2 separate regions of the Mus musculus genome follow, and region 1 is linked to region 2. A link is a contact called in ENCODE Hi-C or POLR2A ChIA-PET data. All regions are on one chromosome and are shown on one strand. Each heading gives the region's core, a stretch centred on a gene start or an enhancer-like site at or near the end of the contact. The rest is flanking DNA. Distances are from core to core; before and after follow the strand shown.

What was found. A loop is a pair of places that touch in the nucleus more often than their neighbours do. ChIA-PET counts read pairs that join two places held with the same protein, here RNA polymerase II (POLR2A).
Region 1: a loop to region 2 is called in a map of heart, with 3 times the contacts of the local background. The contact joins the enhancer-like site here to the promoter of Tiparp in region 2. A Hi-C loop is called at or near these places in 3 of 37 maps with a recorded cell type or tissue (heart and regulatory T cell). POLR2A ChIA-PET finds 5 or more read pairs at or near these places in 2 of 5 experiments (Patski and embryonic stem cell).

The regions. Positions count from the first base shown.
Region 1 is chr3:65,970,105-65,976,162 of GRCm38, reverse strand. No RefSeq gene overlaps it. Among named protein-coding and RNA genes, the nearest start is that of Ccnl1, 15 kb to the right of the region's middle. Within about 2 kb of position 1,347, at least 1 of the 3 ENCODE cell types and tissues checked has a DNase peak (open chromatin) inside an H3K27ac peak, as active enhancers do; it is heart, where a contact is called at or near this core.
Region 2 is chr3:65,525,964-65,531,664 of GRCm38, reverse strand. It overlaps Tiparp (TCDD-inducible poly(ADP-ribose) polymerase), which reads right to left and starts at 3,218. Exons shown (of 6, transcript NM_178892.5): 1 at 3,033-3,218; 2 at 1-441. The coding sequence starts at 400. 4931440P22Rik (RIKEN cDNA 4931440P22 gene) reads left to right here and starts at 2,251. Exons shown (of 2, transcript NR_027955.1): 1 at 2,251-2,428; 2 at 2,500-4,182.

The DNA.
Region 1 (6,058 bases), core at 98-2,597, 450 kb before region 2:
ACTAGGCCAGAATACAACCAACTGAATATAAAAATGGAATCAGTTACATCAATTCCACATCTCCAAATCTAAACTGATCTTCCCAAGAGTCTGGAGCAAGTTCCTGACTGGTCGGTCTCAACAGGAACCAGTCAGTTCTCTCTATTCTAACACTAAAGGCGACCTGAAGTAAAATAATGTTAACCAATTAGGTTTGGGGGTTTTGTCTGCTTGTTTTTGTCAACTGTCAGAATTCCACTCCTGCCTTACAAGAACAGTCACTGTGAAATGTCTAATCGGTTTGCTCTTTCACGGGTCATCAGCACTCCATTCTTCATAAAACTAACTTATTCTGCCTCCGTCTATCAGAACACCCATTTTATAGATGAAATGTTGCCCAATTCTAGACTTATACACAAAACAACTATATGAAAATTCTTTGTCTTTTGACACCCTTATGAACATGTTTTCTTTAACCCTGCAATTTAGGTTTGTGGGGATTTAAAGGGCAGGATAAAAAGGACAGCTCAATCATCAGGAAAGCAGCCAAAGATCTGATAGTGTTGAAAACAAAACAAAGGAAGTGGCAATAGGGAGGGGAGTCGAGACAAAAGGGAATTTAGGAAGTGAACTAATAACAGTAGTAAAGAGAAAAAAGACAAAAGCAGGCAGAGCCTGGGTGGGGGTGGGGCACACTCAGACACCGCTTATTTAAAGGCGCCTTATTCAAGTTGGCCTGAAGGCGGTGGCTTTTGTTCACTTAAATTAGCCTTCTGGCCTTTTTAAGACAATTAACTATTCTCTAAAACTCAGCTGCTTTTCATGTCCAGCCTTTCAAGACGCAATACTTGGATAGGACAATCCAAAAGAAAATTAAAAATTACATTAATCTTTTCAAGCTAGGCTAAGGTGTCTTATCCCAGCCTTCTTACAGAAAGCCTCCACGCTCTCTCCAGTTTAGAGGGAAGGCATAAATACAGCTCAACGTTTCCAAATACATCTAATTGACCTATTTTCTTGTTGTTTCCTTTCAACGGAAGCCCCCAGCTTGGGAGGGGATTAATAATAGTTTCACACAAGAAATGGGTACATTTAAAGTTTGAAGAAACTCTAAAAACTGTTCAATTTAAGTGCTTGGAGGCCAAGGCACAGGAGAAGCAACTGGTCACTCAGCCCACCCCCGAGGCCCACGGCCAGACTGGATAAGGACTCGGCTATTGGCGTCACAGGAGGCTGGCGCTGCGGGGACCAGAAGAGGAGCAGCGTCAGCGCTCGCAGGGACAGAAGCCAGAGAGCGAGTTAGACACGCCCACAGGATGGGAGGAGGGCGCCGCGCGAGCGGGTGGGCGGGGCTAGATGACGGCTTCCGGTTTGTGCACTTCCGCTCCACCCGGTTCTCTCCCCCGCCCAGCGCGGCTCCCTGCTGGCTTTCCCAGAAACTGATCAGTGGACACTCCTCGGGGCTGGATGAGTCCCAACCCGAAACTTGTTAGTCCCAGCGTATGCTCTCTGGCGGAAAAGCCGCGGCTTTTCCTAGCTGGGGCAGGGGACACTAACGTCGCTTGTCTGCCGCTCTGCGGTACCACGTGGTCAGCGAGTTGGGTGGAGGTGGGGGGGAAGGAGTTGCCCTGCCTCCCCCAGTTCCCTGGGGCACAGTGCGGCTGTCCAGTCCTGATCTCTCCAGTGCCCTATTGAGTTGTGGTGACGAAGGTCTTACCAGGCTCCCGTAAACCTTGTTAATATCTTCGTAATGACCTGTTTACAAAATTCACTTGCCCCAGAACATTTACCAGCTTTCCTATCAAGAAGATAAAGAACATGTGATGTCATGGCCTTGGCATTTTGAATGTTCCCAAACGCTTTACTGGAGAGCAGAAACAGCTTTCTCTCCCACAGTCCACGTTGGGACTGAGTGTCCGCAAATCCCACACAACACACTAGAAAATAGCATGCTTTACCAATACTATAGGCTGACGTCTAGGTGTCGAGGTTTTAAGTTTAAAGCCGAGCCACGCTGACTACCTATAGTAAAATTGGCATTATAAACGAGTCACTACAGTACCTACAATTATATTTATTTATTTTTTTTTCTCTTTTCAAGACAGGGTGTTTCTATTTCTGGATGCTCTGGGGCTCTGTAGACCAGGGTGGCTGAAACTCAGAGATCTAGCATGCCTCTGTCTCCCAAGTGCTGGGATTTAAAGGCTTGAGCCATCACCACTCGACTGAAATCTTAAAATTTAGGTGTAAACTGTCCTTTTATCTAAATACAAAATAGTAATCCAGCCAGCACTCCACTGATCTCCGGGAACACTGTAACTAGAAACTTGGTTGCTTCTGAGAATCCAAAGATACACATGAAAACAGTGTGAACTACCAAAAGCAATTTTGTTCGTATTCCAATGTACTCATTTCTAAAGTAGCTGAAAAACTTAGGAATGTAAACACCTCTAAATTGTTTATTGACTGGTAGAAAAAAAAATCTTGTTTGTGATGGTTTGGAGGAGCAGTAGATGAGCAACATCTGTTTCTGAAGTATGTATGCCACTAGACAGAAACAAAATAGCCATCACCAATGCAGGACTTTTCTCTCCAGTGAGGTCAATGTTACAGTGTTTACAACTAAGTCCAACTAAAATTTCTTGCAAAGTACCCTCTGATGTGTTTTCAGGAAGTCTTTTCCTTTAGTTACAAAATGAGTATTGTTCAGTATGATGTCACAGTCCTTCCTAAGCTGCAATGTTAGCCTAGTTGCTGTCACAAAAAAGATTTTGGGGGGGGGGGGGGTGAGAATCAGGAAAAATATTTTAGAAACAGCCCATGTTACTACCCAAGTCAGTGACTGCCGTGTCAAAAGTAAATCTCTTATTTTGCAAAGTTAAAACTGAACAACCAAAATTTTTTTAATTAACCCTATTAACAGAATCTTTTAAAAATTTCTACATTCTCATTCCATACGCTCAACCAACGGAGGAAAGATGAAAGGAGTCAGCTTGTCAAATCTGTAATAAATAATTTACATGTAACATGGACTAATTAAGGAAGAGTAAAGAAGCCAGCTCCACTCCTTTCTTTGATGGACAGATCTCTAGATCAACACATACAGCAATTAAGCATATCTCTTAACTAGATCAGTTGTTTAGAGGCTTTGGGAATTTTTAGAAAAGATGGTCCTTGTAGGCTTCAAGGTAAGTGCAGGCCTTTGTAGAGGCTAGGTTATATTCTTAAAGCACTAGGTTGTGCTTTGAACCCAGGCTGGAGAGAATATTGATCTCACTCAGTGGTTCCTCAACCTTCCTAATGCTACAACCCTTTATTACATTCTTCATGTTGTGGTGACCCCCCCAACTATAAAATTATTTTCATTGCTACATTATACTGTAAATGTGCTGCTGTCATAAATTATAATGTAAATATCTCTATTTTCTGATGGTTTTAGGCAACTCTGAAGGGGTCTCAACCCACAGGTTGAGAACCATTGCGCTAAATCCTCTCATGAAGAATAAATTATACAGTCCACAGAGAAACTGGAAATGAGCCTTGGTCTGACCTTAGGTGGAACTATGTCTATTCATGGTAAAGGGACACTTTTGTCATCGACATATGCCGGTGGCCAAAATTCCTTCCAGGGGTAGAAATGGCTTCCCTAATCCACAAGGGAAGCCAGGAAGTCTTCTCTTTCAGTGGGGAAACTATCAGATTCCACATTGTGTGGGGAGAACAAAGTCCCACATGCTGTCCTCCCACCTCCACTCTCATGCCATGCCCTGCCCCCCCCCCACACACACACACACACACGCAGAGCTCTATGTAAGGTCAAAAAAATCATGCCATAAATAGTTAAAATTTTGACAATGTAAAGGTACCAGCCTAGTGAGATGACTCAGCGGTTTAAACTGCTCGCTATGCAAACGTGAAGACTGGAGTTGAGCCAGGCAGTGGTGGCCCACAGCTTTAATCCCAACATTTGGGAGGCAGAAGCAGGCAGATCTCTGAGTTCAAGGCAGGCTTGGTGGAGAGTTCCAGAACAGCCAAATTAACTCAATATCTTGCCGCCTGATGGAAACCATGTGTGCAGGCACAGCATCTTTGGAGTAGTCCTGGAAAAAATGTTTAACGTAAATCTAGTAATAGGGAAACAATCAACCAAATCCAAATGGATTTTTCCATGTACTCATGAAAGCAAAATAACACAGTAAACTAGGGGACTCCTTCTTGGGGCTCAGAAATTGCCACAAAAACCATAAGAACACCAATCTCAGTTAATCAAGAATAGTTTATTGAACCTACATCCCAGTACTGAGCAGATCAGGAACACAAAAAGGGATCAGGAACCTAATTGTGGTACCAGTCTGTTCTCAGGCTTATAAAGGAAAATATTGCAAAACCACAGTAAGTTCATACACAGGTGCAGGAAGTTGCCCAGTCAGCGGTCAGTTCTGACTCAAGCCGTTTTAGACAGAACTGTTCATATTGACCTTTGATTTGATGGGTCCTAAGTGAAGCTTTGTGGACTTTCTTAAGATTAACAAAAGTCATATAGAACATACTAAATATAACAGGCGATATGGTCAGCAAAACCTAGCTCTGAGTCAAGTGATTCTTCTGCATCAGTGACTGGTAGCCATGTTACAGCAACAATATGTAATAGCTGACAGACACGGAACAAAATGGCTACAGCTATTCTAGGGGCCGGCAGATGTTAACAGTCCTCTAACGTGAAACGATGCATAGAGAAGTGTGTTTAAACAACTACATCATTGAAGAGTTCATGTTATTTCTGGTTTTATGTTTAAATGCTCAAACTTATAATGTTCATTAGATTTCCAGAGTTATTGTTTTCAGTAAGAAAATGAAGACATTAAAAAACAAAAACAGAAAAGCTGCGTGTGGTGGCATGCGCCTTTAATCCCAGCACTCAGGAGGCAGAGGCAGGCAGATTTCTGAGTTCGAGGCCAGCCTGGTCTACAAAGTGAGTTCCAGGACAGCCAGGGCTACACAGAGAAACCCTGTCTCAAAAAACCAAAAAAAAAACTTCAGGGCTGGAGAGATGACTCAGTGGTTAAGAGTACTGACTGCTCTTCCAGAGGTCATGAGTTCAAATCCCAGCAACCACATGATGGCTCACAATCATTTGTAATGAGATCTGATTTCCTCTTCTGGTATATCTGAAGAAAGCTACAGTGTACTTAAATATAAAGTAAATAAATAAATAAATAAATAAATAATCTTTTTAAAAAAACTTCAAACAGCCTAATTATTATCATTTCTTTTGGGGGTTCCCCCCCATTTTTGTTTAATTTTTCAAGACAGGGTTTCTCTGTGTAGCCCAGGCTGCAGCGGAACTCACTCTGTAGACCAGGCTGGCCTTGAACTCACATGAATCTGCCTCCCAAGAACTGGGGCTACGGGTGTGCAACACCACTGCCTGCTTCCTCTCGTACCTTCAGGGAAATTCTGCTTTTGTCGAATTCATATTCTTAAAAGGAATCCTAGGCTGGAGAGATGACTCAGTGGGTAAAAGTATTTGCCATAAATACCTAATTTTCTAGTTCTATCCTGGAGCCCACGAAAAGATAGTGTGGAGCCTTCCTCAATAGCATAGCTGTAGCCATTTTGTTCTATGCCTGCCAGTCAGTGATGCAGAAAAATAGTTTGACTCACAACAGGGTCAGACTGACCATATACCCTGTTATGTTCTGTATAGTCTGAAGTTTGTTAATTTTAAGAAATTCCGCAACCATAAGTTCTGTTTAGGACCAAGCAGAATAAATATCAGTTAAAACTGTTCTGTTGTCGGGCAGTGGTGGCACATGCCTTTAATCCCAGCACTTTGGAAGCAGAGGCAGGCAGATCTCTAAGTTCTAGGCCATCCTGGTCTACAGAGTGAGTTTCAAGACAGCCAGGGCTACACAGAGAAACCCTGTCTCAAAACAAAAACAAAAAACAAAACAAAAACAAACAAAAAAACCCTGTTCTGTCTAGGTAGTCAAAATATCTTGAGTTAGAGCTGACCACTGGGCAGCACTTCCTGCACCTACACATGAGCTCATTGTGTGTTGTTCTGTTTTGCTGTTGT
Region 2 (5,701 bases), core at 1,969-4,468:
GTTCTGGAGCATCTGTAGAAGGATGCGCTTCTGGTAATTGGCCCTCAACATTTGTCCCATCAGGAATCAGGACAGGCATACTGTTTTCTGCTGGTGGACACGATGGGTTGATTTCCAGGGGTTTTTTCACTATATGTTCATGTAAGCTGCTCTCATCTCTGTTTTGGTCTCTAGCTCTAAAAACTCCATCAAGTGAGCCAGATTCTAGCAAAGTATTTAATATTGGCCTCAAGGATCTCAGGGTTCCAGTTCCCAATCTTTTTTGTTCCTGTTTTTTCTTAAAACACGTTTTCAATGGAGAGATCTTCTCAGAAATTCTCATTTGGCATGAAAAGTCATCAGAAGGAGAAGGAGGCTGTACTACACAGTCTGGCTCAGGTTCAGTGGTTTCCACTTCCATGATGTGATTAACTCCCAACTGTGCCTCAGTATCTACAAATCCTACCAGGAAAGGAAGAAAGATGATCATTTAAAAACTGACAACTGAACCCATTCATTCATTAAAACATTTTGCGTTAGTCTATGGTTAACTATCTGCAATCACTGCTTGCATTATAGTTAGCTCTTACAGGTCAATTTTCTTTTTTTAAACTGAGAAATGAAGATTCAAAAGCTATGCAAAAATCTGCATAATAGTAGATAATAGTAGATGAGAATGTATTTTTCAATACTTATGTATTGACTTAATAATTGATAAACACACACACAGAGGAGGGGGAGACAGAGCAAGTGCTGTGTGATTCTACTGGGGTATGACTTTATTTTGTAAGATAGAAATAACTGTCTTTTTCTAGAAGATGAAGCAGGGAAACCACATCTCTTGCTTAGCTTTGTGGTTCCCTTTACAGTTGTTTATGATCTGTCCCATGAGTTTGCAAAAAACAAAATTCACTGGGAGGAAAGTTCATCAAAAGGATAAACTTAAAAGGTTAAAAAGTGAAAGAACTAGTGTGTGTGTGTATGTGTGTAAGGATAGACACAGAAGCTTTCAAGTGAATTGTGATACAAGAGAAAGCCAGAAGCCTGCTAATGTTTTTACATTCTGAAAGTTCTAGTATTTAATTATTGAATGTTAAAGATTTCTAAATTTTTAAAAAATTCCTGAAGGAATATCAGGATATGCCTAACTTCAACAACCACTGTACCGTGCCTTAGAAACTTAATACAGCACGATTATACAAAGGGTCCTTGTCTTTAGAAAAGTTACACTTATCCACTTTAAAAAAAAAAAACAAATGAAAGTATATTATAACCAAAAAAATACAAATATTAAAAAACACCAAATTTCAGAATCTGAATTTTTTTTCCTTTCAAGAACCAGATCCTTTAAAATGACTGAGATTTCCAGGTATTTACTGAGATTGTTCCAGATGAGAAGGGACAGTGATGAGCAATTAATGGTCTTTTTTCTTGTCCAATAGACTGAAAGAACTCCTTGATGTAAGAACCTATGATTTAATCAAGCATGCATTAGGAGTCCAGTATAGTACCTAGCACTGTTCACCACTGAGGATGTCTGTATTTTGTGGCTGAATTACTTTAGAAAAGGCACACATTAGATGCTTTGTTCTTGGTTGAAGGTCAAAACCCAAAATGGTAAGACTTCGTGCTTTAAAAAACGAATATAAAGATCTAGGAGGGATTTATAAGTCTATGTATACAAAAGTGCTGAATAATCAAAACTCAGAAAAACACAAGGCATGGAACAAAGTGCTAGTCTAAGTACAAAAGAGATTTATTTATTTTAAATAAATAAATATTTGAGTTCAGTATGAGCTGGCATTGTTAGAGAAAGCCTCACGAAGGAGGGATCTGACATGAGACATAAATAACTGGAAAGCAGCCAAGCCAGGCGTTATTATTCATCATTCGGTGCTCTTGCCTCAAGGCTCAGTTGGCACAGATTGTGGTATTCCCTCTCCGTATCTAACCCGCCTGTGCCTTCCCCTACGCACGCACACTATCCCCTCCTATCACACCAATCCAGGCAAAATACTAAAGCGATTTTATTTATACTTCTGCACACGCACATGCACGCACGCACGCACGCACACACACACTCGCACGCACACAACTTTTCCTCTTACTGCCCCTCCACCAAACTCGGAAACTCAACTAGGAAGCAGAGGAGTGGAGTGCGGAAGCCACCAGTTCCTCAATTAGTTTGCATAACAGAAAAATAAAAAGATTGGAAGGTCGTTTCCTCCGGTCGCCCGCAGCGGGCAACCCAATCGCGCCACCCTTCACCTCGTGACGCCCCGGTCGTCTGGCACCACGAGCTGGTCACACCTTCCATGGAAACCGCCGGCTCCAAACAGCCAAGGAGTGAGACGCCCGGGTCCGAGCGACGCCTCCTGCCGGCCGCGCTCCGCGCAGCCACGACCTCCCGCCGCGCCCGTTCCACCGGGCTCCGCACTTCGCCGAGAGGGTGAGCATCCCCGCCCTCACCTTGTCCTCAGGGACCCGGGCGCCCCCTCACTCCCGGCCCACCTTCCTCAGGACCCGACCTCCCCGCCTCCCCGAAGCCACTCAAGGCGAGTCCACAATGAATTCCCCCCCACCCCGGCCCTGCCTCCTTCCCGAGGACCGGCTGGCGAGTCCCGGAGCTTGCAGGGCCGAGCCGCAGCGGACACTCCGGGTGGCGGGGAAAAGGAAGGGGAACCGGTGCGGCACTCAAAGTTAACTCGAACACAGCCTGCAAACTTCTGGGCTGCAGCCCGGAACGCGCGCCGGCCGGAACGCTCCCGCAGCGCCGAGCCCTCCCGCAGGGGCTGCCCCGGCTGCAACCCCCCGAGAGGAGTCGCGGGCGGCCCCGCAAGCCCTGCGGCGCCAGTCCATCTATCCACCTGCCCAGCTCCCGGCGCTGAACCCGATCCCACCCCGCCACCGACGGACGCGAGCGCATTCAGCTCTCCCGGGCAGTCTAGGGATCCGCCGCTGTCCCGACGGGGACTCGGGGCGGCGAGGCTGGCGCCCGCCATCCCGCTGGGGGTCCCTCCGCCGCTCGCTGCCCACCCCCCAGCCCCTTTTACCTCAGGCAAGCCGCCCTTCGAACGCAGCCCAGGCGCGGCGTGGAGGGCCGCCTCTGCGCCAGCGGTCCGAGCCGAGGACGAGGGCCGGTGTCTAGGGGTCGTGGGCGGCCGACGCGGCGAGCGGCGCGCGGGCCATTCCGCGGACCTGAGCGCTGAAAGCCGCAACTGCTCTCGAGGCTCCAGCTCGCTCGCCTGTCAGCTCCAGCTCTGCTTTAAGTGGCTTCCGGTCTCCTCCCCCGGGCCGGCTCGTCTTCGGGGAGGGAGGAGCTTCGGGGCCGAGAGGGGGTGGGGTGGGGTGAGGGGGCCGGGCGATCAGTGAGTGCCGGGAAGCTGGGGCCCCGCCTCCCGTGCGCGTGCTCCGGACGGAGGGGCGCGCGGCGGCTCGGCGCTCCGGGGAGGAGGAGGAGGAGGGAGGGGAGTGTCCGCTCGCGAGCGGCCGAGGGTCCCCGAGGCTCTGACGGTTCGCGAGGCCGGGGAGGCTACCTCCCACCCCCCGTGAGCCTGCGAGGAGAGGAGGCGCGCGCCGCGTGGGGCGGACTCCACCTGCCTGCGGACAGATGCAGGGTCACCGTGTTCCGCGGACACCCGGGCACGCGATGTGAGAGAGGCTGTGAGACGGAACGGCCGGTTTCGGTGCGGTTGCCTTTGTTTATCTGCCTCCTTTCAAGACGCCTCCAGATCCCGAGGGGGAAGCGAGTGGCCGCCTCCGCCGCTGCCTCCAGACGGGGTCGCCGGCCCCGCGCCGTACGGGCGGGAAGGCTGAGCCCGCCCCGCCGCCTGTTCCCGGACAGCCTCCGCTAGGGGAAGCCAATGTTAGGGTTTTGACAATAGAGATGCCTATGCGCGTGTTTTGCAGCCCACGGATCACGTAGTGACTAATTCATTTAACAAGTCAGAGCGCCTCTTCCGCGCCGAGCGTGTACTAGGTTTAGAACTACGACCTTCATCACCCAGACCCCACGCCCTGCACTCATAGAGACTTAGGGAACCGAGAGTTAACCTCAAAAATATACATGAAACTGGCATCTGGATTGTAACTTCATGTATTCAATAGCTTTTTGTTGTTGTTGTTTTTTTAGTTGGAAATAAACATTAAATTTGTATAATCCGAATTTAAGAAAAAAAATTAAAAGATCGTACTTATTCAAAAAAAAAAAAAAGGGGATCCTGGAAAAACAGGCTAAGCAGAGGCTGTGGTTCCCAAGTTTTATGGCACTGCTAACCCAGATTAATGATCACCCAGCAGTGTTGTTTCAAATTGCATCAAGTAAAGGCCCTCAGACTAAAGTGGAAAGGTTGGGACAGAATTCAAAGACTAGTATATAAGCAAAATTAAACTATTTTTAAAAAACTATAATAAGATTGCAGTATTTCCAACGTTTTAAAACTGTCCCAACTTTACCTACTAACTTAATGATTACCAAAAATATTTGCAAAAACAATGTTTTAAGTAAATTTATGGTTTTATGTTGGGTTGCATCCAAACTTAATCCTGGGACACACACATGCAGCCCTCATGTCTCCGGTTGAACATACTATATTTGGGGTTAAATCTATCATTTTACTACGTATTTTTTTCTCTCATCTATTTTGTTTGTTCAATTTGCTTTCGTGCTACTTTTAAAATTCCATTCTCTTCCAACAATTTTTTTATACATTCTTTATACTTTCAGTACTGTTTCAGTTACTGCTATGTACAAATCACCCCCAAATATAGCTATTTAAAACCATAACTGATTTGTTCATGATCCCGGGCTCTTTGCTCAGGAATTCCACCAGGACAGAGTGCCAGTAGCTCATCTGTACAGCTTGAAGGCTGGGCCTGCCTAGTCTAACTGAAATCTCTTAGGACACAAGGTCGAAGCTAGTGTCTCAGCACAAATGAGCTGACAATGATGTAGAAAATGCAAAGATGGAATCTAAGAATGCTGGAGAAGCCAGGTGGTGGTGGTGCACGCCTTTAATCCCAGCCCTTGGGAGGCAGAGGCAGGAGGATTTCTGAGTTCCAGGCCAGCCTGGTCTACAGAGTGAGTCCCAGGACAGCCAGGGCTACACAGAGAAACCCTGTCTTGGAAAAAAAAGAAGGCTTGTTGGTCTGTTTTCTTGTGTGTGGCTTCTCTACCTGGCTGATATGGGCTTCCTCATAAAATGATAATCTGGATTACAAAATGGGGGCATTCCAAAAAAACAAGGCTCAATAAGCAAGCAGTATAATTGATTACTAATATGTCACTGACCCAAGCAAGTCACATGACCAAGTTGAGCATCTAAGTGAGAAGGGTTTTTTGTTTTTTTTTTTTTTTTTTTTTTTTAGTTTTTCGAGACAGGGTTTCTCTTTATAGCCCTGGCTGTCCTGGAACTCACTCTGTAGACAAGGCTGGCCTCGAACTCAGAAATCCACCTGCCTCTGCCTCCCGAGTGCTGAGATTAAAGGCGTGTGCCACCACGCCCAGCTGGGGGAAGGTATTTTATATAAAAGGCTATAGATCACTTAAGGGTAACTTATCCTAATTCAATTAAGAGCTGATAATTAAATGTAATTCCAGAGCTAGTTTAAATATTGGTTTCTAGAACCCTGAAACTCATACTCTTAAAAAAAAAAAGTTGGAGGTGGGAGGGTTGGAGAGATGGCTCAGTCAGTACTTAAGAGCACTGGATGCTGTGTCCGA